2 separate regions of the Homo sapiens genome follow, and region 1 is linked to region 2. Evidence: read pairs that join two places in POLR2A ChIA-PET (ENCODE). Cell type or tissue: OCI-LY7. All regions are shown on one strand. Region 1 overlaps ANKFY1 (ankyrin repeat and FYVE domain containing 1). Region 2 holds the start of SPNS3 (SPNS lysolipid transporter 3, sphingosine-1-phosphate (putative)).

The links. ChIA-PET counts read pairs that join two places held together with the same protein. Peaks named below come from ENCODE experiments on the same cell type or tissue, not always from the same donor. Only the 100,000 strongest peaks of a DNase experiment are listed, where the experiment ranks them.
Region 1: POLR2A ChIA-PET joins it to region 2 with 5 read pairs; 2 of 35 experiments call an interaction of 5 or more read pairs at or near these places.

Annotation. Positions count from the first base shown.
Region 1 is chr17:4,196,936-4,201,935 of GRCh38, reverse strand. It overlaps ANKFY1 (ankyrin repeat and FYVE domain containing 1), which reads left to right. Exons shown (of 25, transcript NM_001330063.2): 8 at 4,359-4,563. It also overlaps the pseudogene LOC100420060. Among named protein-coding and RNA genes, the nearest start is that of CYB5D2, 56 kb to the right of the region's middle. In OCI-LY7, CTCF peaks have their summits at 1,718 and 1,922 (motif pointing left); a DNase peak (open chromatin) is centred at 1,925.
Region 2 is chr17:4,431,669-4,436,668 of GRCh38, reverse strand. SPNS3 (SPNS lysolipid transporter 3, sphingosine-1-phosphate (putative)) reads right to left here and starts at 2,729. Exons shown (of 12, transcript NM_182538.5): 1 at 2,503-2,729. The coding sequence starts at 2,701. RefSeq lists an enhancer at 2,013-2,667. In OCI-LY7, no CTCF peak of the experiment used is centred here; DNase peaks (open chromatin) are centred at 988 and 2,778; H3K4me3 peaks cover 2,371 bases; H3K27ac peaks cover 3,081 bases.

The DNA of each region.
Region 1 (5,000 bases), 230 kb after region 2:
GCTAATATATTGTTGTCTTTACATATTTTTTCCTATACCAAATCCGTGTGGAGTTTGTTCATGCTACAGAGTAGGACCCTCTGCGTATATGTATAAATGGATAGCAAAAGCCTGACCTAGCCTAACCCCCTATATGCATGTTACCTGCTGCCTGCAGTGCTTTACTGCCTCTGTACTGTGAAGAAATCTAAGCTTTGATACTGGGAAAGATTGCAACCTTCTGCACCCCTTACCCCACCCAAAACGGGAGCAGAAGAATGAAAATATTTCAAGAGAAGGGACTTACTGGAAAATTGTTAAGTTACCTGAAGTCATGATTCATTCAAATAAGAGCCTTTCTGATAAAGTAGAACCCAATAGCCCTAACCAGTCAAATCCATTTTCTTCTCAAACATTTCCCAGGTTCTGTTTTGTATAAGACAGTGTGAATACAAAAAAAAAAAAAAAAAAAAAAAATCAGACACAGGCCAATCTAGCATCTGAGGAGCGAGTCAGCATCTGAGGCCTCTTGTCTGCCCCAGTGCCAGAGCCCACATTCTCTAGCAAGATGGTCTCTTGGAAGAAAGCATAGAGCAGATGGGAAGTGTTGAAAAAGAGACAATCGGCCTGGGCGCAGTGGCTCACGCCTGTCATACCAGCACTTTGGGTGGCCAAGGTGGGAGGATCACTTGAGGCCAGGAGTTTGAGTCCAGCCTGGGCAACATAGTGAGACCTCACCTCTACAAAAATATTTTCAAATGAGCCAGGCAGGGTGGCATGCGCCTGTACCCCTAGCTACTTGGGAGGCTGAGGCAGGAGGATTTCTTGAGGCTGGGAGGCTGAGGTTGCAGTGAGCCATGATGGTACCACTGCACTCCAGCTTGACCAACAGAGTGAGACCCTGTCTCAAAAACCAAAAACCAAAACAAAAGCAAATGATTTTCTAATTTCATACCTACTGAGAACCAGATGAAACCTGTATATTCAAATGAAAATGGGCACAGGAATACAGGCAACAGACCTGAGAGAGCTTTACCACTCCTGAAACCCCATTCTAGATATTCAGACTGTAGATATGTAGTCGAAGGAGATGAAATGATATCGTAAGATATGAAAGGAAAACTTTGGAAGAGAGAGAAAATCATCGTCTCGAGTTGTGATTCAAAGGAGTCTGCACTCACAATTCTAACAATTAGGAACCGAAGCATCCTGATGCAAAGACAAAAGCACATCCTATGGAAAGATCCATAAATTAAAGAAGTTCCAAGGCAGCTTCAACAATCTAGCATTCATCGCAAGGTCACCCACACATTTAAGGAGTATAGTCAACTCTCATGGGACCAGCAAATCAAACTCTAGGACGTTGTTCTGCATGCTGGGGATCATCCAGCTGAAGAAGGATGTGATTTGCAAGAAATTCATCCTGTAGACCTTGGTGAAATGGAGACGGAATCTGCAGAAAGTACCTCTGAATCCCAGCTCTTGGGTTAACTTGCTATCACCCATCAGAGTCACACATGGGGACTTCAAGTTGCAAGTTGCAAATGATTTTTATTTGGAAGATGTTTAACTGAACCCTTGAAAGACTTTCCAGGCCAGGTGCCGTGGCTCACGCCTGTAATCCCAACACTTTGGGAGGCTGAGGTGGGCGGATTGCTTGAGCCCAGGAGTTCAAGACCAGCTTGGGCAATGGTAGCAAAACCCACCTCTACCAAAAACACAAAAAAATTAGCCGGGTATGTTGGCGTGCACCTGTAGTCCCAGCTACTCAGGAGGCTGAGCTGGGAGGATCAACTGAGCCCTGGAAGTTGAGGCTGCAGTGAGCCGTGATGATGACACTGCACTTCAGCCTGGGTGACAGAGTGAGACCCTGTCTCAAAAACAAAAAAAAAATCCCCAAAACCCAACTTTCCCGATATGAGCTCATTGATGCCACCTGGAGGCTACTGAGAGCAATTGCTTTCACCCAGCAAGGCGTGATGCCCCAAGCCTTTGTAACAGGTTTCTGTTCTGTGTGTTATGATGCTTTGCTATTCTTGCCTTGTTTTCTTAAGAAACATACATTTTATATATACATGGTGTTTGCGTGTTTTAAATGTTAAATATAACTAAATCCAAGAAAGACTGAACTTTTAATCTTACAACAAATTTAATTGCTTAATCCTTGTCATCCTCCAAGTTAACTTGACAAGTAAACTTTAACTGGTTTTTCAGAAGTATTTTTTAACACTAAATGGCCACTTGTCAGATTGCTTAGTTCCGAGTTTAACCATGTATTTGTAGAACCAATCTAGAGTCAATTTCTCTTTACTAGTGTCTGACAAAGTATTTTCACAAATGTGTACCATTAACATTTTCATCTTAATTCTTGGCCTTTTGTCAACATGTCAAGGTAGTTTTTTTCACTCCTACAGAGCATAAATAGTCAAAGATGGTAAATGAAACTATTAAAATTAATGAATTTTGGCCAGACACAGTGGCTTATGCCTGTAATCCCAGCACTTTGGGAGGCTGAGACAGGTGGATCCCTTCAGCCCAGGGGTTGGAGACCAGCCTGGGCAACATGGTGAAACCCCATCTCTACTAAAAATATAAAAAATAAGCCAGGCATGGTGGCATGCGTGCCTGTAGTCTCAGCTATTCAGGAGACTGAGTTAGGAGAATCCTCTGAGCCAAGAAGTTGAGTCTGCAATGAGCCGTGATCGTGCCAGTGCACCAGCCTGGGTGGCGGGGGTGAGACTCTGTCTCAAAAAATAAGAAGAAGAATGGTTTTTCTGTAAGTTACTCAGCCTTTGTTGAGTCAGGATCTCTCTCTGTCACCCAGGCTAGAGTGCAGTGGCACAGTCATAGCCCACTGCAGTCTCGAACTCTGGGGCTCAAGCGATCCTCCCACCTCATCCTCCTGAGTAGCTGGAACCACAGCTGTTGTCACCGCTCCTTGCTAAGTTTTTTTTTGTAGAGATGGGGTCTCCCCATGTTGCCAGGCTGGTCTTGAACTCTTGGGCTCAAGTGATCCTCCCACCTCGGCCTTCCAAAGACCTGGGATGTTATTCAGTCTTAATTTGATATCTGTAAATTGTCCTAGGTAGACTCTTATCTGTAATACTCCAAGAGGTAAGTCAATGGAAGGGATTTAGAAAGAAATTTTGTTTCCACAACAAGGTTATTTACCATGTGAAATTTTTGTAAATAGTAATGTGTACAGATACTCTGTTCAAATATTTCATTGTAAACTTCTTATTAAGTCAGTTATGTGTATATAATGAGATTACAAAACTAAAAAGAGGCCGGGCACGGTGGCTCACATCTGTAATCCCAGCATTTTGGGAGGCCGAGGCAGGTGGTTTTCCTGAGCTCAGGAGTTTGAGACCAGCCTGTACATCATGGTGAAACCCCGTCCCTACTAAAATACAAAAAATTAGCCAGGTGTGGTGGCACATGCCTATAGTCCCAGCTGCTTGGGAGGCTGAGACATGAGAATTGCTTGAATTTCGGAGGCGGAAGTTGCAGTGAGCTGAGATTGCACCACGGCACTCCAGCCTGGGTGACAGAGCAAGGCTCTGTCTGAAAAAAAAAAAAATCTAAAAAGAAAATAAATTTTATAATAATAAAACAGACATGGGATTACTCTGAGTAGGAACGTGAATGCAAGTACAGCAGAATGGGGGTAGGTGTTGCTTAGTTAGGTACAAGCTGTGGTCAGGAAATAAGAAAGAAAGAGAAAGAGAGAGAGAAATTGTGTAGGGAGGGATCCTGGAAACCCTTCTGAGAGATGACCGAAGGAGGCCTTTGAAGAGTAGAAGCCTAGTGTTCTTTTTTTTTTTTTTAAGACGGAGTTTTGCTCTTAATCCCCAGGCTGGAGTGCAATGATGTGGTCTCAGCTCACCGCAACCTCCACCCCCTGGGTTCAAGCGAATCTCGTGCCTCAGCCTCCCAAGTAGCTGGGATTACAGGCGTGCACCACCACGCCCGGCTAGTTTTGTATTTGTAGTAGAGACGGGGTTTTTCCCTGTTGGTCAGGCTGGTCTCCAACTCCCGACCCCAGGTGATCCGCCCACCTCGGCCTCCCAAAGTGTTGGGACGACAGGCATGAGCCACTGCGCCTGGCCCAGCCTAGTATTCTTAAACAGTGAAAGGATACTGAGGTGAGGAGGCAGGACAAGTGGTAACAGGTAACCAAAAATTGAGCAGAGCCTTTTGAATTCGTCTGTAACTCCATGATCTCAATGAGTTTCCACTTACAGATGCCCCAAGAGGTTCCTTCAGACACATCTAGTTATCGCTCTCCTTTGTCTGCAGTCATTTTCTGCTCCCTCTTGAAGAAGCACTGGCCAGAATACTTTGCCCTGACACTGTTTCTTCTATTATTTCTTTTCAAGGAGATCTCTTTGCTGCCACTTTCCTCATTAAGAATGGGGCCTTTGTCAACGCTGCTACACTGGGTGCCCAGGAGACACCACTGCACCTTGTGGCCTTGTACAGTTCAAAGAAACACTCAGCAGATGTGATGTCTGAGATGGCGCAGATTGCAGAGGCCCTTCTGCAGGCTGGTGCCAACCCCAACATGCAGGACAGCAAGGGGAGGTAAGCTGGGGAGCAGACACTGTGCCCTTAGCACTGTTCTCAGAAGATATCTTACAGTAGCATGTAATTGGCATACGGGGAGTTCATGTTCTTTAGTTTGGCATTATTCAGTCTTATTTTCATTAAAGTCACAGACATCGATGTGTAGTAGTAGTGTCACTACTAAAACCAGAGGCATTTGGGGAAAACATTTCTATCCTGGGTAACTGAAGTCTTCGAGGTTTTTTTTGTGTGTTGTTTGTTTGTTTTTAATTGTGTCAGCATCTCACTCTGTCACCCAGGCTGGAGCGCAGTGGTATGATCTTGGCTCACTGCAGCCTCTACCTCCTGAGCACAGGTGATCCTCTCACCTCAGCCTCCTGAGTAGGTGAGACTACAGGCACACGCCACCCCACTTGGCTGATTTTTGTATTTTGGTGGAGACAGGGTTTTGCCAT
Region 2 (5,000 bases):
ACCCCTTTGGGGTTTTTTGTTTCATGTGTTTTGTTTTGCTTTGTTTTGGCTTTTTGTCTTTAGGGGTTTAGATAAGATCTTGCTCTGTCACTCAGGCTAGAGGGCTCACCGCAGCCTCAAGCAATCCTCCCGCTTCAGCCTCAAGCAATCCTCCTGCTTCAGCCTCAAGCAATCCTCCTGCTTCAGCCTCCCGAGAGGCTGAAGACATCACTGTCCCTGGCTAATTTTTTAAATTTTTTGTAGAGACAAGGTTTTTCTATGTTACCCAGGCTGGTCTCGAACTCCTGACCTCATGTGAGGAGAAGCTCCTGACCTCTGAGCTCCTCAAAGACGATGACCAGGTCTGGGGATGGCTCTGCAGCCCCTAGAGTTTCATGATTCCATAGCCACTCTCTGGCATGCTGAGCTGGTAACTGACAGATCGATGCCCAGGTCTCAGAGATGCCTGGCAGCTGCAGGCACCCTCCTGAGCTCCCAGCCCGGCCTGTGCCTCCCCCTTGTCTGGCCGCACCTCTCCGCCTCGCAGGACTGCCATCAACCAGCCTCTATCTCTGCCCCATGAGATGGTCATTCCTGAGTTCAGGAACTCCAAGTCCGATTTCCTCCCTGGGTCCACAGCAGCCAGCAGGGGGTCCTGCCCACAGTTAGTGCTCAGCCGGTCTTGAATGAATGAATGACAAGAAGAGAAGAGCAAGTGGAGCCTCAATCAGCTGTTGTTATTGTTGTTGTCTTTGTTTGAGACGGAGTCTCGCTCTGTCGCCCAGGCTGGAGTGCAGTGGCACGATCTCAGCTCACCGCAACCTCCGCCTCCCGGGTTCAAGCGACTGTCCTGCCTCAGCCTCCCGAGTAGCTGGGATTACAGGCGTGAGCCACCACGCCTGGCCCCTGATCAGTCTTGAATGAATGAATGAGTGAGTGAGTTAGTGAATGAGTGACAGAAGACAGAGCAGGTTGAGCCCTGAAGCCTGCAAGAAGGAAGGCAGGACGTGTGAGGTTTGCGAGCAGCCTGTTGTCCTAGAAACACAGCCAGCAGGAGCTATTCTTGTCTGGCCCAGGCTACCCTGTCCTCCACCTAGAACCTGGGGGCCTCTGCCTGGAAGTCCTGCCTGCTGTCCTCACCCACCCACCCCTCATTATGTCTCTGGCCCCACCCCCACTGTGCCCTCCCTTAATTTTTAAAAAATATTTATTTATTTATTTATTTTTTATTTTTTATTTTTTTTTTTTTGAGACAGAGCCTTGCTCTGTCGCCCAGACTGGAGTGCAATGGTGGGATCTTGGCTCAATGGTGGGATCTCGGCTCACTGCAACATCCACCTCCCAGGTTCAAGCAATTCTCTGCCTCAGCCTCCCCAGTAGCTGAGATTACAGGTGCCCGCTACCATGCTCGGCTAATTTTTGTAGTTTTAGTAGAGACGGGGTTTCACCATGTTGCCCAGGCTGGTCACAAAGTCCTCACTTCAAGTGATCCGCCCACCTTGGCCTCCCACAGTGCTGGGATTACAGGCCTGAGCCACCGCACCCAGCCCTAAAATATTTTTAATTTTTTAAATAGAGACAGAGTTTCGGCTGGGCGCAGGGGCTCATGCCTATAATCCCAACACTTTGGGAGGCCGAGGCAGGCGGATCACCTGAGGTCTGGAGTTCGAGACAGCCTGGCATACACGGCAAAACCCCGTCTCTACTAAAAATACAAAAACTAGCCTGGCATGGTGGTATGCGCCTGTAGTCCCAGCTACTCGGGAGGCTGAGATAGGAATCGCTTGAACCTGGGAGGCAGAAGTTGCAGTGAGCCGAGATCGCGCCACTGCACTCCAGCCTGGGCAACAGATTGAGACTCTGTCTCAAGAAAAAAAAAAAAGGCCGGGCACGGTGGCTCATGCCTGTAATCCCAGCACTTTGGGAGGCCGAGGCGGGTGGATCACCTGAGGTCAGGAGTTCGAGACCAGCCTGACTAGCATGGTAAAACCCCGTCCCTACTCCTCCTCTACTCAAAATACAAAAATTAGCCGGATGTGGTGGTGCACGCCTGTAATCCCAGCTACTCGGGAGGCTGAGGCAGGAGAATCACTTGAACCTGGGAGACAGAGGTTGCAGTGAGCTGAGATTGCGCCACTACACTCCAGCCTGGGCGACAGAGCGAGACTCTGTCTCAAAAAAAAAAATAAATAAATAGAGACAGAGTCTCACTATGTTGTCCAGGTTGGTCTCAAACTCCTGGGCTCAAGCAATCTTCCTGCCTCAGCCTCCCAAAGTGCTGGAATTACAAGCGGGAGCCACCATGCCCAGCCTGTGTCCCTTCTTAGTTGAGGCTGGATTGGGAACATCAGTTGGTCCTCCCCGATTCGAGCACAGCTGAAAACCACCTCTAGAGGTGAGAACACCAGAGATGGGCCCAGGAGCAGAAAGATGGGTGATGGCTGGAAGGCCACCATGGATCTGCAGCCCCTGGCTGGTGGGCACAGCAGCAGGTACTGCCCAGGGTAGCCATCCCCTCCTCACCTGCAATGATGAACCAGTTCATGTAATTCAGGAGGTTGATGTAGCAGAGGACGGCGGCAGCCACGTAGGCCCTCCACGGGGGCAGGCTCCAGGAGGTGGGCGTGATGGGAGGGGGACACTGCCTGCCTGGCCCTGGGGACTGGCCCTGCAGACCTCCTGGCCCAGGCTCAGGGCACTCCGCTGACATCCCCCCAGCCATGCCAGCCTGCAGCTCTTGGCCTGAGACTGGCGCCAGGATGAAGCAACATTAGCTCAGCACGAAGTCACTTCCTGTGGGGTCCCAGGCTCCAAACCTCAAAGCACCTGCCCTAACTGTTGGGCGTCTTATCGCAGGTTCCTCCTGACCCCACGGCAGCTTCACCAGTGCGATTTCCCCATCGTCAGCCTCTGAGACCTGCTACGGAGGACAAGGGCTCCTGGCACCCCCACCCTGGGGACTGGACAACTCTGTGGTCCCCTTGATCTAGCCTGCAGCTTCAGTGGCTGCAGTGAGGAAGGGAAGCTTCCAGGGCAGGAAATGAGATGAGCCTCCCAGAGTGCTGCTTGCTGTGAGATGGTCTAGCTGCCCGTACGGGACTGTGAACCAATGCCTTGAAGCCGGGGCAAATGAGGAAGGCTGGGCATTGGCCAGGACAGCAGCATTGCACTCGACTGCCAGGCAGGATGAGCACCTACCCAGGATCTAAGGTCCTTCCCGGAAAAACAAAGGTAGCAGAGGGGGCTGCCTACAAGAAGACAGCCTGTGTGCAAAACTCATCAGTGGGGGCTAAATCTGGGGGGAAGACTTCAGTGAGGGGGGAGGGTGTCAGCACGGTCACGAAGCATCTCTTGATAGATTGCTTATTAGTAACAAAAGGAAAAAGAGTAACTATACAGTAGAGGAATCAGACATCTTGACCAAGGGGTTAAAATAAATCACCTGTGAGAGGCAGGAGGGTGTCGTGTGCCTCCAGATGTGAAGGTCTTCGCAGGTCACAGCATCATCTATGTGGCATTCCAGCCAGGAAGGCACAACCGGAATCTCATCATGAGAAGACATCAGCCAGACGCGGTGGCTCGCACCTGTAATCCTAACACTGGGAGGCCAAGACAGGAGGATCATCCAAGCCCAGAAGTTTGTGACCAGCCTGGGCAACATGGTGAAACCCCATTGCTACAAAAATACCAAAAAAATAAAAAATTTTAAAAAAAAATAGCCGGGTGTAGTGGTGTGCGTCCACAGTCCCAGCTACTTGGGAGGCTGAGGTAGGAAGGATCGCCTTAGCCTGGGAAGTCGAGGCTGCAGTGAGCCATGTTCGTGCCACTGCACTCCAGGCTGGGTGACAAAGCAAGACCCCAACTCAAAAAAAAAAATTTTTTTTTTAATTTTTAAAATGAAAAAACATCAGACAAGCCCAAATTGAGAAACACTATTTCTTTAAAGGGACTGTATATTGAAAAATGTCAGAGTCATGAAAGACTAAGAAAGACTGAGGGAGCTAGGCGTGGTGGCTCACGCTTGTTATCCCAGCACTTTGGGAGGCCGAGGCAGGTGGATCACCTGAGGTCGGGAGTTCAAGATCAGCCTGACCAATGTGGAGAAACCCCGTCTCTACTAAAAATACAAAACTAACTAGGCATGGTGGCAGGTGCCTGTAATCTCAGCTACTCGGGAGGCTGAGGCAGGAGAATTGCTTGAACCCGGGAGGCACAGGTTGTGGTGAGCCAAGATCACGCCATTACACTCCAGCCTGGGCAACAAGAGCAAAACTCTGTCTCGAAAAAAAAAAAATATTCTGAGGGACTGTTTTGGATTAAAAGCAACAAAGAGACAAGATAGGCCAGGCGCGGTGGCTCATGCCTGTAATCCCAGCACTTTGGGAGGCCCAGGCGGGCGGATCACGAGGTCAGGAGTTCGAGACCAGTCTGGCCAACATAGTGAAACCCTGTCTCTACTAAAAATACACAAAAAAGTAGCTGGGTGTGGTGGTGTGCACCTGTAGTCCCAGCTACTCAGGAGGCTGAGGCAGGAGAATCATGTGAACCCGGGAGGCAGAGGTTGCAGTGAGCCAAGATCGTGCCACTGCACTCTAGCCTGGGTGACAGAACAAGACTCCGTCTCAAAAAAAAAAAAAAAAAAAAGAGAGACAAGACAATAAGACAATTAAGAGCAGTACAGGATCCCAACCTCGCTCCTGTACTGGATCAACTGATAAAACTGGATCAGGAAGAAATAGCATATCAGCATCTGTGAACTATGGTTATGTAAGTAAATAAGTAAATATCCTTATCTGAAGTATCTAGAGGTACAGGGCCATGATTTATGCCACTCATTCTCAAACGGTTCAGGAAAAAATATTAGATATGTATAGTAAGAAAACAAATGGGGCAAATATTAATAATAGATGAATCTGGGTAAAGATTATAAGAGTTTCTTTACGCTATATGATAAACTTTCTATAAGTTATAAATTATATCTAAACAAAAAGTTAAAGCATAAAATGACAAACCAATTTAAA